Linked DNA regions of Homo sapiens: region 1 is linked to region 2. The links are chromatin loops, found by intact Hi-C in ENCODE. Cell type or tissue: Calu3. All regions are shown on one strand.

The links. A loop is a pair of places that touch in the nucleus more often than their neighbours do. Peaks named below come from ENCODE experiments on the same cell type or tissue, not always from the same donor. Only the 100,000 strongest peaks of a DNase experiment are listed, where the experiment ranks them.
Region 1: it touches region 2 in a loop (4-fold over the local background); 4 of 110 quality-filtered maps call a loop at or near these places.

What each region holds. Positions count from the first base shown.
Region 1 is chr16:10,028,261-10,036,260 of GRCh38, forward strand. The region is part of intron 2 of GRIN2A (glutamate ionotropic receptor NMDA type subunit 2A); the gene reads right to left. It overlaps LOC105371076 (a long non-coding RNA gene), which reads left to right and starts at 3,376. Exons shown (of 3, transcript XR_933061.2): 1 at 3,376-3,431; 2 at 5,399-5,599. In Calu3, no CTCF peak of the experiment used is centred here; no DNase peak of the experiment used is centred here.
Region 2 is chr16:10,118,502-10,126,501 of GRCh38, forward strand. The region is part of intron 2 of GRIN2A (glutamate ionotropic receptor NMDA type subunit 2A); the gene reads right to left. Among named protein-coding and RNA genes, the nearest start is that of GRIN2A, 60 kb to the right of the region's middle. In Calu3, a CTCF peak has its summit at 4,225 (motif pointing left); DNase peaks (open chromatin) are centred at 990, 2,640, 3,200 and 4,240.

The sequences.
Region 1 (8,000 bases), 90 kb before region 2:
ACAGTCAGTAAGTGGCACAGCCATGATTCAAATGCAGGTATCTGGCATAGTAGGGAAAGAGCATGGTGGTGATGGCTACAGGTCCAAAATGAATGTGTGCTCCCATTTACACAGTGTGGCACTGTCGCTGGGAGGCAGCTGCCCAGCCATGGACACTTCCCAGCACCTCTGCATCTGGGTGTAGCCATGTGACTCGTTCATCCAACAGGATGTGGGCCAGAGTTTTGGAGAGATAGGACACCCTTTCTTCTCTCCTTCCTGCTTCCTGGATTTTCTGGCTGCTTGCAGAAAATCCTAAGTTATTAGAAGATGGCAGAGCCACAAGATAGTGGAGACTGACTTCTTAAATCCCCACATGAAGAGAAGCTGCCTGCTGACCCCAGGAATACCCACCATTGGACCATCAGGTTAGCAAAAAGTAAGCTTTATTGTTAAGCCAGAGGTCAGCAAACTTTTCTGTAAAGAGCTAGAGAGTAAATATTTTGAGCTTTGCAGGCCATGCAGTCTCTCTCACAATGGCTCAACTCTGTTATCATAGCATAAAAGCTTCCTTAGATGATCTGTAAACAAATGGGTGTGGCTGTGTTCCAATAAAACTTTATTCACAAAAACAAACAAGGGCCCAAATTGGGCTGGAGAACCACAGCTTGTCAAATCTTGTGCTAAGGCATTAAAATTTTGCAGGAATTATTTGTTATTATAGCTAATGTTAATCAAGTAATATAGGAAAGGGGGAGTCCTCTTTGGTTTCCTTCTTAGTCTCCTAATAATCCACAACCAAATGCAGAGGGATCTCACTTTCCCAACTCTCTCATTTCTCCCCAGAGCTGGAGTGGCCCTCTTTCTGTCCCCACTGAATCCATTTATCTATGGAAAATTGGGAGAGAGAGTCTACAAGAAGAGCACTATACCTCCCCACCCCAATTGCACACACTTTTTTTTTTTTCTTTTCAGACAGAGTTTCGCTCTTGTTGCCCAGGCTGGAGTGCAATGGCACAATCTTGGCTCACCGCAACCTCCGCCTTCCAGGTTCAAGGGATTCTCCTGCCTCAGCCTCCCAAGTAGCTGGAATTACAGGCATGCACCACCCACACGTGGCAAATTTTTGTATTTTTAGCAGAGAGGGTTTCTCCATGTTGGTCAGGCTGGCCTCAAACCCCTTAGGTCAGGTGATCCTCCCGCCTCGGCCTCCCGAAGTGCTGGGATTAGAGGCGTAAAGGCTGCAGTCACGTAGACTCAAAAGAAAAACAGTATTTTAAAAAAAAGAACAAGAATGCTGTATAAAACAGTAAACAGTAAAACATAATGCAGCAATTAAAAGTTAATGCCCCAACATTTATTTTGGGGATACGGCATATGTCTCACCTAGTCTGGGACTAAAAAGTTTCCTGCCTTATTCATGCAGGGGCTTCTTCATGGTTTGCGTAAGGCAGCCAATTAAAGTAGAAACTCAGACCTGGCACAATGCTCACGCCTGTAATCCCAGCACTTTGGGAGGCCGAAGGGGGTGTAGATCACCTGAGGTCTGGAGTTCGAGACCAGCCTGGCCAACATGGTAAAACCCCGTCTCTACTAAAAATACAAAAATTAGCCAGGTGTGGTGCTGCATGCCTGTAATCCCAGCTACTCAGGAGGCTGAGACAGGAGAATTGCTTGAACCCGGGAGGCAGAGGTTGCAGTGAGCTGAGATTGCACTACTGCACTCTAGCCTGGGCCACAGAGTGAGACTCTGTCTCCAAAAAAATAAATAAATAAATAAAAGTATATATATACAAAAAGAAACTCAATGGAGGCTGCAGCATCTTCAAAGTTTATCACTGATTGTGTAAAGCAAGCACGGGCTATGTGCAAGCTGGGCTGCCTATGGACAGGAAGGGATCATTTTCAGAGGCGTTTCAAATCATCTTCACGTTCTTGGGTGATTTTTTAAAAAAAAATCATTAAATGTTATACAACTCTCATTTCTCTCGTCCTTCAATATTACTGCATTTCTCTCATCATTCAATATTACTGTCAGTTCTGGCAGAAAATATAATATACCCCTGCTGAGTTTCCTATGCCCTTCTCTGCTCCAGATCATGTTGTGTTTGTATGAATAGCATGTGCACAGGTGAGACACTGCCTCCTTGGAAGACACCAAAGGCGTGTGGCTGCTGTGTCCAGTCACGTGCTCAGACTTCACCCCTGCTATGGGGATGAGGGCAAGGGTATTGGTTTTGGTCTCCTGCCTGCACTTACTGTTGCCCTGGGGGTGAAGATGCTACCTGAAAACCCACATATCCTGGAAAGGTCTCACACAAGGATCAGGCGTTTTCAGACAGAAAGGTTTTCTTGTTGATGTTTTCTACTGCATTCTCTCTTAAGCTCAAGACTTTTTATTTTGTGTTTTTTACATTGATGAGTTATAAAGGGGTCTCTCTCATCTTTCCCTTCTTTTTACCTTCTTCTTTGCTGAATCTCTGCTCTCTGGCCAGGAGTCATTACATAGAAACTTAAGTGCAGGGTGATCATCTATTAACTCAGCAAATAGTTATCGACAGCTACAATCTCAGATACTATTTAAGGCTTCAGAGATACAGCAGTGAGCAAAATTGCTGTCAAAGTGCCCACATTCTAGTGGAAAAAGCAATAAATAGATGTATTATTTGTTGCCCTAAAAAAGTGAAAAGTGAAGCTTCTTTGGTATGTCTCATGCACCATCTAGGGGGTAGGCTCTGCCATACTGGCTGCTGACTTGTTAAAAATACTACTATCATGAGGCCAGGGAGAAATCTGAACTCGGGAAAGTGGTGTGGGGGCCAGAATTTGAGAAGAGAAGAAGCCTACGCTGGAATCGCACTTAGTTCACGTCACTTCCCAGATCTGGCTTCCAATGGCCTCTTCTCACCCTCTAAATAAAATACGTAAATCCTCAATGTGGCCTTTACAATCTGCCTCTTTTAATCCTTCTCTGCAGCCACAATGACTTCTATGATGGTCTTCCAATACCCTGAGCCTGTTCCCACCTCAGGGTCTTTGCCATTGCTGTGCTGCCCCCTGGAAAGCCCTTCCCCCAGATACTCACATGGGTGTCCCTTCACTTCAAATGTCAGCACAAGAGGTTTTTCCTGCCTAAATGGCAGCCAATATGCTCTAGTCTCTCGCCCTGCTTTTAAGTATTTCTTCCCAGCCACACTGCTTCCTGCCACATTCATTCACTTGCTTGTCCATTTGCCGTCTCTGTCCTTATACAGAAACGTCATCTCTCTAAGGCAGGGGCTTTGTCGTGGTCAGTGCTGCGTTCCTGGCACCCAGCAGAGAGCCCGTAGACAGTGGTGCACAATAATTACCCATGGAATGGTGAATGTTTCTTAGCAACTGTAACTTACTGCCTGCACTCCTCTCCCCTGCAGCCAGTTCTCCACGTGGCCACCAGAGGATGCTTCTGGAAGGTAAATCTCATGTTCACCACCATCCACCCTGGCTTTAAAATCTTTAGTGGTTTCTTTCTGCTCTTATAGCAAAGATGCAACACCCAAATGTGGCCTGAGGGTCTCAGCACGGTTCTGCTCTGACCTCCTTCACTCTTACCCTCCAAGCACCAGGGTCTTCTCAGGCAATTTTTTTCAGACCAGACATTTGCTATGATCCCTCCGGCCACAGGGCCTATGCCCAGTCTCTTTCCACTTCCTGCAATGCTTTTCCCTTCCCTCTGTCACCCACCCTAGTCTTCACATCTCAGTTTCAGCCCATGTCCTCAGGGAACCTTCTCTGACCTTCCTGGGTGGGTCACACAGTACTTATTACAGCGCATCGTATTTACTTGCATGATACTTTTTTGAAATATGTCCCTCCTTCTCTAGACTGTCAGATTCACATGAGCAGAAACAGCACCTGGTTTTGGACCCCATTTTATGCTGAGCCTAGCATATAGTAGGCTTTCAAGAAATCCATGAACAAATAACTAAAGAGCTGTGACCTTCAAACAAGCTACTTCAAGCTTGTTGAGCCTTGGGTAACGATGGCTATGCCAGAGAGACATGGGAGACTTCAATGACATAAAATGGATGATATTTTATAAACAACAATTGGCGCACACTGTACAAATTAAGTGATTTTTTTTAAATGTGGGTCTACCCACCTCTAAGCCTTTCATCTAATTTGATACCTTCCACAGAGATACCTTGATCTAAATGCCACCTCTGCTGAGTTTCTTTTAGCGCCTTTTGCATTATGAAAAGTCAGTATCTCATTGAATCTTCTCATCAAAACAGCCAGACATTTACCATGTGTTCCAAGTGCTTTATATAAATTAACTTTCAGCCCTTGCAACCCACCTTCAAAGGTAAATACTATCATTATCCCCATTTCACAGACGAGGAACTGAGGCACCAAGGAAAATGAAAACTTTCCAGTAGGCACACCCCTAGAAAGTGGTGGATTCAGGGTTGAACGAACACAGTTTAATGCCGGTCTCCACTCTGAGCCATTAAACAACAGTGGTGGAACACACACCAAACAACAAATGGGGAAACTGAGGCCCAGAGAGCTTTCATCATAGCTTCTGCCTGACTCCCAGCTGCAACTCCTAACATAAGTCTCTGCTCATGTGAAAGAGTTCAGTGTCCTCACCCAATGGAGAGTTTCCTTATCATTGTCCTTAACCAATGGAGAGTTTCTTGTGTCCATATATCCAGTGTCCTTACCCAGTGGAGAGTTTCTCGAACCCATGACTACACCATGCTTTTAAGCACACCAGGCTCCTAGGATACCACAGGTGCCCCAGCTGGTTTGCACCTGTGGGCAAAGTTTGCCCTGCATTCCTGGGCACGTGATTATACCTATATTGGGGTGAATTTCTGTGACTTTCCCAGATGCATGTATCTGACACCCCCACCTACCAACCGTGAACTGTTATAATTCCATCAACATTTGCCAAGCAAGATTGTACCACATGGAACTCTGCAGTGAGCAGAGGTTACAGAGTGAGGCTTTGGCCAAATAGGTCTGGGTTCAAATCATTCATTCATTCATTTTGTTAACAAACACTGTAGAGCTTTGGCTGTATGATGGGCCTGTGTTACCAACTCAGGATACCAAGGTAAACCCAGGAAACACAGGTGCCGCTATCAGAAACCCAGAGCCTGGAGGGGTAGACAGACACTAAACACAACAACAAGCAAGAAAATTGGCAATTGTGATACAAGCTACGATGAAAATAAACAGGATGATGTGATGAAACAAAACTGAGAGTGAGGGGTTAGAACAGGGCCATGATCTTCTCCCCATCAAGCTAAATGTGTTTGGGCAAGTCTCGTAATCCCTCCAAACCTGTTTCCAAATCTGTTCATGGTGATGGTTAATCTCAAGGCACATATAAAATGCTCAGAAATGAAAGCTATGCCTTTCTGGAACCCAGGCACCAGGCATTCAGGTGTGAACAAAGCTATCCATGCAGTCCGGGAGGGGAGCCAGAGAGAAGCAAGCATGTGCGACCAGCATTAAAGGGGCAGCTGCAGTCAGTCCTCTCTGGAGCCCTGTCCTTGTTCTTCCCAACACAGCCTTGTGCGTATGCTGATGCTGCATGAAATCCCTGCTTCTTCATCGTTCGTCACAAGAGGTAAGTTCCCCAGCTCCATCCCAGCCCAGCAGCCAACCATAGGAAAGGCAGCTGAGAAGTGCCTTCCTTCTCCTGCCTTCTTGGGTCATTGAGCAAAGAGGAGACAGAGGCACACGGGCCCACTCTCTCTTCTTTTTTTCCTATCAACCGGGCCAAACAACCAGCAAGGAACACCTGCTGAAAGGTGAAGAGGACAGAGCCTTGGCAGAGATTAATGCCTTCCTGATGCCAGGCGGCCGTGAGAACTGAGATTGGCAGTGTGAAGGTCCACCTTCTCTGCAACCAAATCATAAGTGTCCCATAGACAAAGGCTTTGTGTTTATCTGCCTTCAGACTGGTCAGTGATCAGGGAAGCTTAGCAACTTGGGGCAAAACTGGCTCAGGGCCGGGCATGGTGGCTCATGCCTGTAATCCTAGCACTTCGGGAGGCTGAGGAAGGCTGATCACTTGAGACCAGAAGTGCGAGACCATCTTGGCCAATATGGTGAAACCCTATCTCTACTAAAAATCCAAAAAATTAGCCGGAATGTTAGCACATGCCTATAGTCCCTGCTACTCGGGAGGCTGAGGCAGGAGAAGTGCTTGAACCCAGGAGGCGGAGGTTGCAGTGAGCCAAGATCGTGTCACTGCACCCCAGGCTGGACGATAAGAGTGAGACCCCACGTCAAAAAAAAGCAAAAAAAAAAAAAAAAAAAAAAAAAAAAACTGGCTCAGAACTGATGGAGCCACACTTTGAGAAGGATGTTGACTTGCTGGCTAATGAATGATTAAGGTCAAGAGGTAAAGGTGTCACTCATCTTTAATAGTCCCAGGTGGAAGAAAACTGGTCTATCTATTCAGGAGACTTACTGGTCCTTGGCTTTCTTAAAGATTCCCCAAATCTAGAGTTCTCCTGACATTGGTGTGACCCCTCCACTCATCTCAAGAACCACTAGGACTTTGCATTTTCAGAAAGCATGGTTGACTGTCTGCATTCAGTGATTTGTTGGCTGAGACAGTCCTAATAGGTCAGCTAATTTGAATATCACACATATACCCAAATTACACATTGATACTTTAGCCTACAGTAATCTTTCTAAAACTCTTCAGCGGCCCCCATTAAATATAAACTCATCCTGGCTCACAAATCCTTTACAACATGACAACATCTTTGACTTCATCTTCACTTTCTTTTAACGTGTTTAGAGACAGGGTCTCGTTCTGTCACCCAGGCTGGAGTGCAGTGGCACCATCACAACTCACTACAGCCTTGAACTCTTGGGCTCCAGTGAACCTCCTGCCTCAACCTCTTGAGTAGCTGGGACTACAGGCACACGTCACCACACCTGGCTAATTTTTGTATTTTTTGTAGAGACAGGGTCTTGCTATATTGCTCACTCTGGTCTTAAATGTCAAGACTCAAGTGATCCTCCTGCCTTGGCCTCTCAAAATGCTGAGATTACAGATGTGAGCCACCACTCCCCACCCATCCTCACTGCCCACCATGTGTCTGTACTTCCTTTCTCTCACCCTCCTCTCCATATACCCTCCAAACTGTACTGCTCCTCTGAAGAAGTCTCACACATCTATATCTCCCTGCCTCTGCTCCATTTCAAATGTCCTTCCCTGGCTCCTTTCAAAGCCCTTACCTATCCCTCAAGGCACATCTCATGTGTCACCTCCCCTGTGAAGCTCTGCCTGACTTCTCCAGGGTCTCACAGACCCTAGGCCAGGGGCTTTCAAACTTGAGTGTGCATGGGCATCACCCACTGGAGTCACCGACCAGGAGATCTCAGGGGAAGCCCAAGAATCTGCATTCCCAAGTGATGCTGATGCTGCTGGTCCAGGGACCACACTTTGAGAACCACTGCACTGGATGATCGATTTTTTTTTTTTTTTTTTTGAGATAGGGTCTCACTCTGTCACCCAGGCTGGAGTGCAGTGGTATGATCTTGGCTCACTGCAAACTCTGCCTCCTGGGTTCAAGCAATTCTCATACCTCAGCCTTCCCAGTAGCTAGGACTACAGGTGCTTGCCACCATGCCTGGCTAATTTTTGTATTTTTAGCAGAGACGGGGTTTCACCATGTTGGCCAGGCTGGTCTCGAACTCCTGACCTCAAGTGATCCGCCTGCCTGGGCCTCCCAAAGTGGTGGGATTACAGGCGTAAGCCACCATGCCCAGCACGATTAATGGATTTCTATGGAATTTAATTTCCTTTCTGCCTACTGCTTTCAGGTAAAAACGATGAATGATTCAGATTCCCCTGATGATCTCACTTGCATAACTGAGATCAGGGGTTTTTCTGAAATTCACCAGGACTTCTCCCCTTTTCAATCACTTTGTGTGATTGGTATTAGCATTAGTTCTCTAGAACTGCTGTGGCAAAGTACTGCAAACTTGGTGGCTTGAACAATATAATT
Region 2 (8,000 bases):
ACAATATTTCTCATCCATTCATCCCCTCTGAAAATATTTTACATGCCCAATCCTCTGGTAGGTAATTAGGATATAGAAATTGGGCACAATCTATGTCTTCCAGTCCTGGTATGGCGGAGAAGAAAAGATTCAAGTAGCAGACAGACTGCTGTATCTAAAAACTTGGGTTCTTTTCCCAGCTCCATCTTAAACTGTGCAGAAAGAGAATTCTGCTAAACTCTCCCCACTGCTGAATAAAGTGTCCTATGTGAACAGGATCCTGATGGTAAATTTTCATAACCAGAGACTGTCACAGAATTTTAGCCAAGATGAGCCATTCAATATTGATTTATTCTACTTGATCGGAAATCATCAGTAGTCCAATTGTCCTTTCTAATGGAAGATCAGCATAAACAAAGTCACATTCAGGCCAGGACTCTTAAGAAAGGGGCGTGTTTTCTCCTCACTTATTTTTCTGCTGATTGGAAAGAAAAGACAGTGAGATTTAGGGGACTGGAAGAGCCACAATATGGCAGAAATCTAGGTCCCTGAATCACTGCATGGCCATAGGAAAGCTGTTCACCAACCAGGAACACCATTACATCAGCAGGAAGCAAACTTCTACTATGTTATACCACTGATATTTGAGGGCTTATTTGTTATAGCATCTACCATCATCCTTTGAATTACGAAGCTAAGGGAAAAAAAGCCCATTGGCTTTAAAACCCAGCAGAATTCAGTAGGAGGAGGAAGATGGAGAAAGTTATAAAGTAATCAAGTTGGGTGGGAACCTCAGGTTAGATCCTCATTACACTTAGAATGAGCGTTACCCATTTGACACAGGTGGATATCTTTGCTGTTACTCAAAGCCAAGAGGAAGGTATTTTCCAGCTTTATTTGATGAGTTGTTTTCATGCTTAATATTTTCCAGAAATCTGTTAATTCATACAGGTAAGAGACTGTGCCTTAGTCATCTCTGTAGCCTCCACAGCCCTTCATAAACAGCAGATTCAAACAAACAAAAGCTTCATTCAAGAAAGGAAGGAAGGCGGCTTTTTGTCTAGCCCCGTGGTTCTCAACAGGGAAAGATTATTTTTTAACTTTCATTTTAGGTTCAGGGGTACATGTGCAGGTTATATAGGTAAACTGTGTGTCACAGGGATTTGGTACACACATTTGGTACAGATTATTTTGTCACACAGGTAATATGCACATAGTACCTGACAGGTAGTTTTTTATCCTCTCCCTCCTCCCACCCTCCGCCCTCGATTAGAACTATTTGTCTGTTGTTCCCCTCCCTATGTCCCTGTGTTCGCACTGTTTAGCTCCCACTTATAAGTAAGAACATGTAGTATTTGGTTTTCTGTTCCTGCATTAGTTTGCTAAGGATAATGGCCTCTGGCTCCATCCATGTTGCTGCAAAGTACATGAGTTCATTCTTTTTATGGCTATGTAGTACTCCATGCTGTATATGTACCAGATTTTCTTTATCCAGTCTACCATTGATGGGCGTTTAGGTGGATTCCATGTATTTGCTATTGTGAATAGGGCTGCAGAATACATATGTATGCATATATCTTTATATAATTATTTATATTCCTTTGGGGATATACTCCATAATGAGACTGCTGGGTTGATTGATAATTCTGTTTTAAGTTCTTTTAGGAATCATCACACTGCTTTCCACAATGGCTGAACAAATTTACATTCAACTGGGGGAGATTTTTACCACCAGGAAATGTTTGTCTATGGCTGGAGACATTTGTTGTCACAACTATGGACTGCTACCTGCATTTAGTGGGTAGAGTCCAGGGATGTTGCTATATATCTTACAATGCACAGAACAGCCCCTCCCACAGCAAAGAATTCTCCTGCTCAAAATGTCCATAGTGCCAAGGTTAAATCTTGATATTATAACCTAAGGTTCCCATCCCAACTTGACCAATTAATCATTTTATAACTTTCTCCGTTCTCCTATTTAACCTACTGGGCTTTAAAGCCAGTGGCCCTTTTTCTTAGCTTCCTCATTCATGAAACAGTTTTCTGGGGAGGCCCTAGAATTTTACCTCTGTATTAAAATGATCTCTATTTTCTTTTCATTAAGGGAAAAATATACAAGGGGGGTGGATGCAGGGGGCAAGGAGTGGGTAAGCAGACCAGAAAGAGACTCCACATTAAAACACACAGGAAAACAGATCTTCTCTCTGGAAGACACCTGCAATCTCTTTGTTTCCTTTCTTATATTAGGTCTTCCGCATGGTCAAGGAAAGAGACCCACTCCAGTTAGTTCAAGAGAAACTGTTTATTGTAAGGACACATGCAGATTGCTACCAGAAGCCTTCATATTCTCTCCCCACTCCCCTGCCCCATGGTCCCCTATTTCCACTCCCCTCCAGTCATCCCCACACTGTCCTCCTCCCACAGCTGTCCCCTGATCCTTCCTAACTTCAGCTCATTGTGGCATCTTTTCAGCCCCTGTATCCACGATGCTAACTGAAAAATCCTATTCTATTTCTAATTCAAAAGCCCACATTTAAGCTCATCCTTTCAAACCCAGCCACAGACGTCAAATTTCAGACTGAGGACTGGATATACTTTCATCGGTCCAACACTCTTGGTCAAAGCAGCAATCCACAGCAAGAAGGGTGGGGCAACCACAAAGATTGGCATCTCTGCTACACTGTATCACACACACTCCTACCCCTGACTCCGAGTGACATCAACCACAGACAGTTACATTGAGCTACAGGAAGGATTAAACCACTTCCAAGACCCAGGAGGTCCCCTAATCATTTTGCCCCATGTCTTGGCTCACACCCCTGGAAACACTGGGGGAAAGTCACCTACCTTGTTTGGGGACACCTTTTTAGAGGATAACTCTTGGTCCTCAAGCTTAGAAGCTGTTATGAGGAAGACGTTGGGGCTTTTCAGAATAACATCCGAAGATTACCCCACAGATACCTTCTCCTCTGGAATCGCTCTCAACAGTGTCAGGCAGAGCCCCGGGAGCCCACACATCTTTCTCTGTGTTCTTGTGACCATGGAAATCAGGCAGGTCTCAAGAAACAAAGTCACAAAGGCATGAGCTCATCATCTATTTTCATAACACTAATGCAAGAGACCTCCAACACAAGCAAAGCAAAGGCACCGACTGGGTGCAGCCACATATCATGAGTTTCCAGGCCATTCTGCCTGAGTTGAGATCATTATGCTGCTTCTTTCATTGCACAGGAACGTGGGGGTTTTCTCTAAACTATGACTCATAGCAAAGCATACAGGCAATCATGTAGAGAAACCTGTTCTCCCCAGGAAAGGAGGGTGAGCAAATGCTAAAAGTTTTGATACTTTAATATAGCACTGGCCTTGGCTAATTTTACTTAATATGAAAGATTTCAAATAATGGAAACACTGACAGGCAAAAACATTAAAAGTTTGCATAAAATCTCAAAAAACCCTGCAAACAAGAGAGAAGCATGGTCTAATTAAAATAAAGGAAAAGATTGCTACTGGGTTCCTGAATACTCTTTTCACAAAGGCTTCACGTCAGATGAACTTCAAGCACCAAGCAGCAGGGATCCCACTGAAGTTTATTCAGCGCCCTTCTGGGCACTACCAGCTGTGAAACTGGTAACCTATTGACAAATAGGTTATTTTTCCAGCTGCACCCATATTCAAGAGCTTGACCAGCAAAGTCCCCTGATAATATTTGGCCATGAGTCAGAATGTATTAGGCACCTTCTGTAGCCAGAGCCAAAAAAACTCTGGCTACAGGAGAAACCTGGCACTGTGCACAAGATCCCCTTTTTTAGCATCAGCTGTCCCCTTTGCAGTTTGTTAAAGCTGGAGGAGTTTTAATCCAAGTGAACTCTCTTTCAGGAGGCTTCGGGGTAAGGAAGCTACAAAAGCGGGGAGGTAGGGGCACGGCTGCAAAGTGATGAACATTGCAGCAGGTTCGGCTATTCAGAATGAGCTATTTTCTCCCAAATCCTGTAATTGCCTGGAGCACGTGATCTTTTTGAAGGTCATTAGAGGCATGCGGCTGTCAGATCTCTCCCAGAAAGTTTCGCTTTGATTAGTTAGTTCCTGATGCTTATTTCCTAAAAGGCTCTTTTTGTCCCCCACCCCCCCAAAAAATGGGGAGCATTAAAATTTTAAAAAAGGAATTAGATGAATATCCTGCTAAATGTAACTTGGCAAGATGAAAGGAAGTAGCAAAGAAACATGAAAAGGGTGCAGACCTTCTTGGGCCCCCTGCTGGAGAGCCAACCTGAGGGAAATTGACGCACGATCAGCATATTCCTTCCCCAAAATGAGGCGACTCGGAAATACACAATATCAATCATCATCTATGCAACCACTCATTATTTTGACTCAAACAGAACGACATACATCATTGGTAAAGCCCACGTGGACATTTCCAGGTCCCTGGGGCATTTATAAGCTGGGAAAGGTTAAAAAATAAAATAAAATTCTCTTTTTTAAGGATTCCGATGTCTAAGAAAGCAGCCATGAGGACCTAATAAAGAACTAGAGCTGAATAAGTTGTCCAGTGACTATGATCAAATATACAGCTAGCAATGGCAATGTTTCACATCAAAGAAGAAAATCAAAGTTTTTTCCCAGCACAGGGAGATGGGGCCGATCTCTCTTGGATCAAAAGTCCTTTTTGTCCTCTCACATTTGCAGATGTGTAAATTCCAGGCAGATCTAATGAAGGAGTTACCTTTTCAATCCCTAGATTGTGTTTGCCAAAACTTCCCTTGCAATAGGGACACTCCAGCAACCCTGGCTCGGGGCTCCCTGCGTACTTAGATGTAATACTATGTCAACAACATCCTGCAGGCTGAAGCAGCCTCTTTTTTTTAAAGCCTTGGATCAACTATGCAAGCTCAACTTGCTTTTATTTTTGTTGAAAATACTAAATTCATTTGTCATCACTAATTCCCTCAAGCAAAGGAACAGCTCCTCGTTGATGCCATAGTTTGCAAGATACTGAAGTCGCACGTTGTTTCTAAGAACACTGATGCTCTAAATCTCCAGCTTTTGACTTCAGGAAAATGGCACTTACTTTATATTCATAGAATTTCTGGGGCAGTTCTTCTCAAACTTTAACATGCACGTGAATCGCCGAGGGATCTTGTTAAGAGGCAGATTCTAGCTCGGTCAGTCTGGATGGGACCTGAGATTCTGCATTCAGGTTCCCAGAGGATGTCAAAGCTGCTGGTGCATGGACCACACTTTGAATGATGAGATCTGTTTAGCTGGTTGGTAGGTACCTGGTGGCTGAGCTTTCAAACTCTGTAATCAGACTACCTGGGTTTGCATCCAGCCTCCACTGTTTACCCTTTCTTACTGTGTGCCTCAGCTTCCACATTTGCAGAATAGTGCTCAAAATAACAGTACAAATAGAGCTGCTCCGTGGGTTACAGAAAGCTATATGTATAAATCACTCGGCACAGTGTATGGCACATGAGCACTCAAGAGGTGAGCTGTTTCTGCCCTGGTGTAATCATCCCTCACAGAGCCCTTGTTCCCACCTTCTTTCCAGGCAGTAGAAAGCCAGAATAGTCTCCAGAGACAGATGAAGTGAAATTGCAAGCTTCTGACTCTCACAACTCAACCCATCAGCTTAGGTTGTTAAAAAAGCGAGGTATTGCAGTGCACTATATTGTCATAGTCTGAGAAGGGCCGTGTGCGTGCCCTTGTGTGTTCCAAAACCTAGGCCACGATGTATAGGGAAAAAAGAGCACAGGTCAGGTGGCCCAGGGAGCAAACTGACCTGTGAGATCCTTCGTTTGCTTACTTACAACATTGGGATAATAAAACCTACCATGTAGGGATACTATGAAGATCAGGGATCATGTATGCAAAGTGCCTGCCCTGTATGCAGTAGATGCTCAATAACTGGAGGCTGTTATGCTTGTAATCAAAATCCTATCCTCCCAAGAGCAAACAGGAGAAGAAGCCAACATAACTGGCAACTTAGCCTTGATAACTCTTTGTTTATCCGGGCAAGCGGAAAAGGGCAGGATTCCTTGGTGCTTGGGTAGAGAGCTTTTCCATAGCCTCAGATACAGACAGGGGCACTGAAATTATGGGGTACAAGAGGTTTTTCCAGGTGGTCCAGGTGAGACGGAGCTGGGAGATGGCAGGGAAAGATACAGTCACAATTGATAACTAGAGAGCTATCCATTCATTCATTCATTCATGATATTTATAAGTTGGCCCGTGTGTCAGGTGTTGTACAAGACAGAGCAGAGGCCCCACTCTCAAGGAGCAACCATTTCACAGAAGAGACAGAAACATGTAAATGAACACATACAAGTTAAAGTTGTGGTACAGCTAATGACATGAGGGCTCCTATGGAAAAGGTTAGCAGGACTGTCACGAAGCCCTCTCAAAGGAAATGCCCCAAAAGCCAAGTTGTGAAGAAGTCATCGTCAACCAGTGCAGAATAGTGGGAAGAGCATTCCAGGCATAGGGAACCATGAGGACAAAGCCCCTAGGGTTGGAAAGAACAAGGAGGAAAATGACAGCAAACAAAGCCCCAAAAAAGCACGTAGTGCCCAAATCATGCAGGGTCTCTTCATAGGCCATGGTGAGGATGTTGGATTTTATTCCAAAGGCTACAAGATGCCATGAAAGGGTTTTAAATCTGTCTTACAAAACCATAAATTTCACACTGCAGCAATCAAGTCCCACAATGTCCTGAAACTATGGAGTCAGAACTTGACCTCTTGACGCCTTCTACTTCTTACTAGAGATTCAAGGTCTTTGACCCTGGTGACACAACACCAGTACGGGATTTTTTCAAACTTTTTGCATTTATTGTCGAAGAAGCAGGGGCAGCAAAGAATATTTGGCTTTCCCTGGAAGTCCCAAGGGATGCTGGACAGAACAACCCCAAGTGGAAAGACCCTTGTTAGGAGAAGTCGAGTAAATACACTAGTGAGTAGACCATTCCTCCACTACAAGCTCAGCACTCCCAAGGAATAAGTAAATCCCTACTTAAATTGCCTGGGAGGCCTCCCTCAATTACACAAATCTAAGACATGACAGGGTACAGCAGAGATTCTCCTACAGCAAGTCTGAAGGCTGAGAGCAAAGCAATGGAGCTAAGGCATCATCCTCATACTGCTCATGGTGGGAGGAAAAAAAAAAAAAAAAAGACTGTTCCGAGTCTCCCCTCCCTGGCTGTTTTGCTAAGCCCCAGGCCTACAGGAGGCTGGATGGCCCAGGGGAAGAGGCTGCCTTGCCTACCCTGGGAAAGTGGATGGAGGGTAGCTTCTTCCTCTGCCAAGAAAATCAGGCGTCCTACAGGGAGAGAGAGCTGGGGGTAAAGGCTGGGTGGGAGGATGCTTAAGGGCCAGTCTTTCCCCAAACTCAGCTCCCTAGAGTACAGCGAGTTCTCTCCCACTCAGAGCAGAAGGAGGTCTGACACACTCACACCTGCAGGAAAACTGGGGGCCAGGAGGTGGGAGACAAAATGAGGACACAGACAGGAGGAGCCCCAGACTCCTTCCTGACTCCCTGCCTTCACCAGAATGAAGTAGGGAGGCTTAGAGCTCCTTCCAACTGCACTGTTTTGCTTACTGAATTTTCATTTTGCTTTTCTTAATTATAAGAATAATGCAAAGTCCCATCAACAACATTTTTGTGTGAGTTGATGGATTTCTTTATATATATATATATTTTTTTTTGAGATAGGATCTCGCTCTGTCGCCCAGGCTGGAATGCAGTGGCACAATCAGAGCTCACTGCAGCCTCAAATTCCTAGGCTCAAGTGATCCTCCTGCCTCAGGCTTCCAAGAAACAGACTACAGGCGTGCACCACCACACCTGGCTCATTTAAAAAAATTATTTTTTGTAGAGAGGGGGGTCTCGCTATGTTACCCAGACTGGTCTCAAACTCCTGGCCTCAAGCAACACTCCTGCCACTGCCTCCCAAAGCACTAGAAATAGAGGCAAGAGCCAGTGCCCAGCCAGTTTCATTACCGTATTTCAAATATTTTGCAGTATTG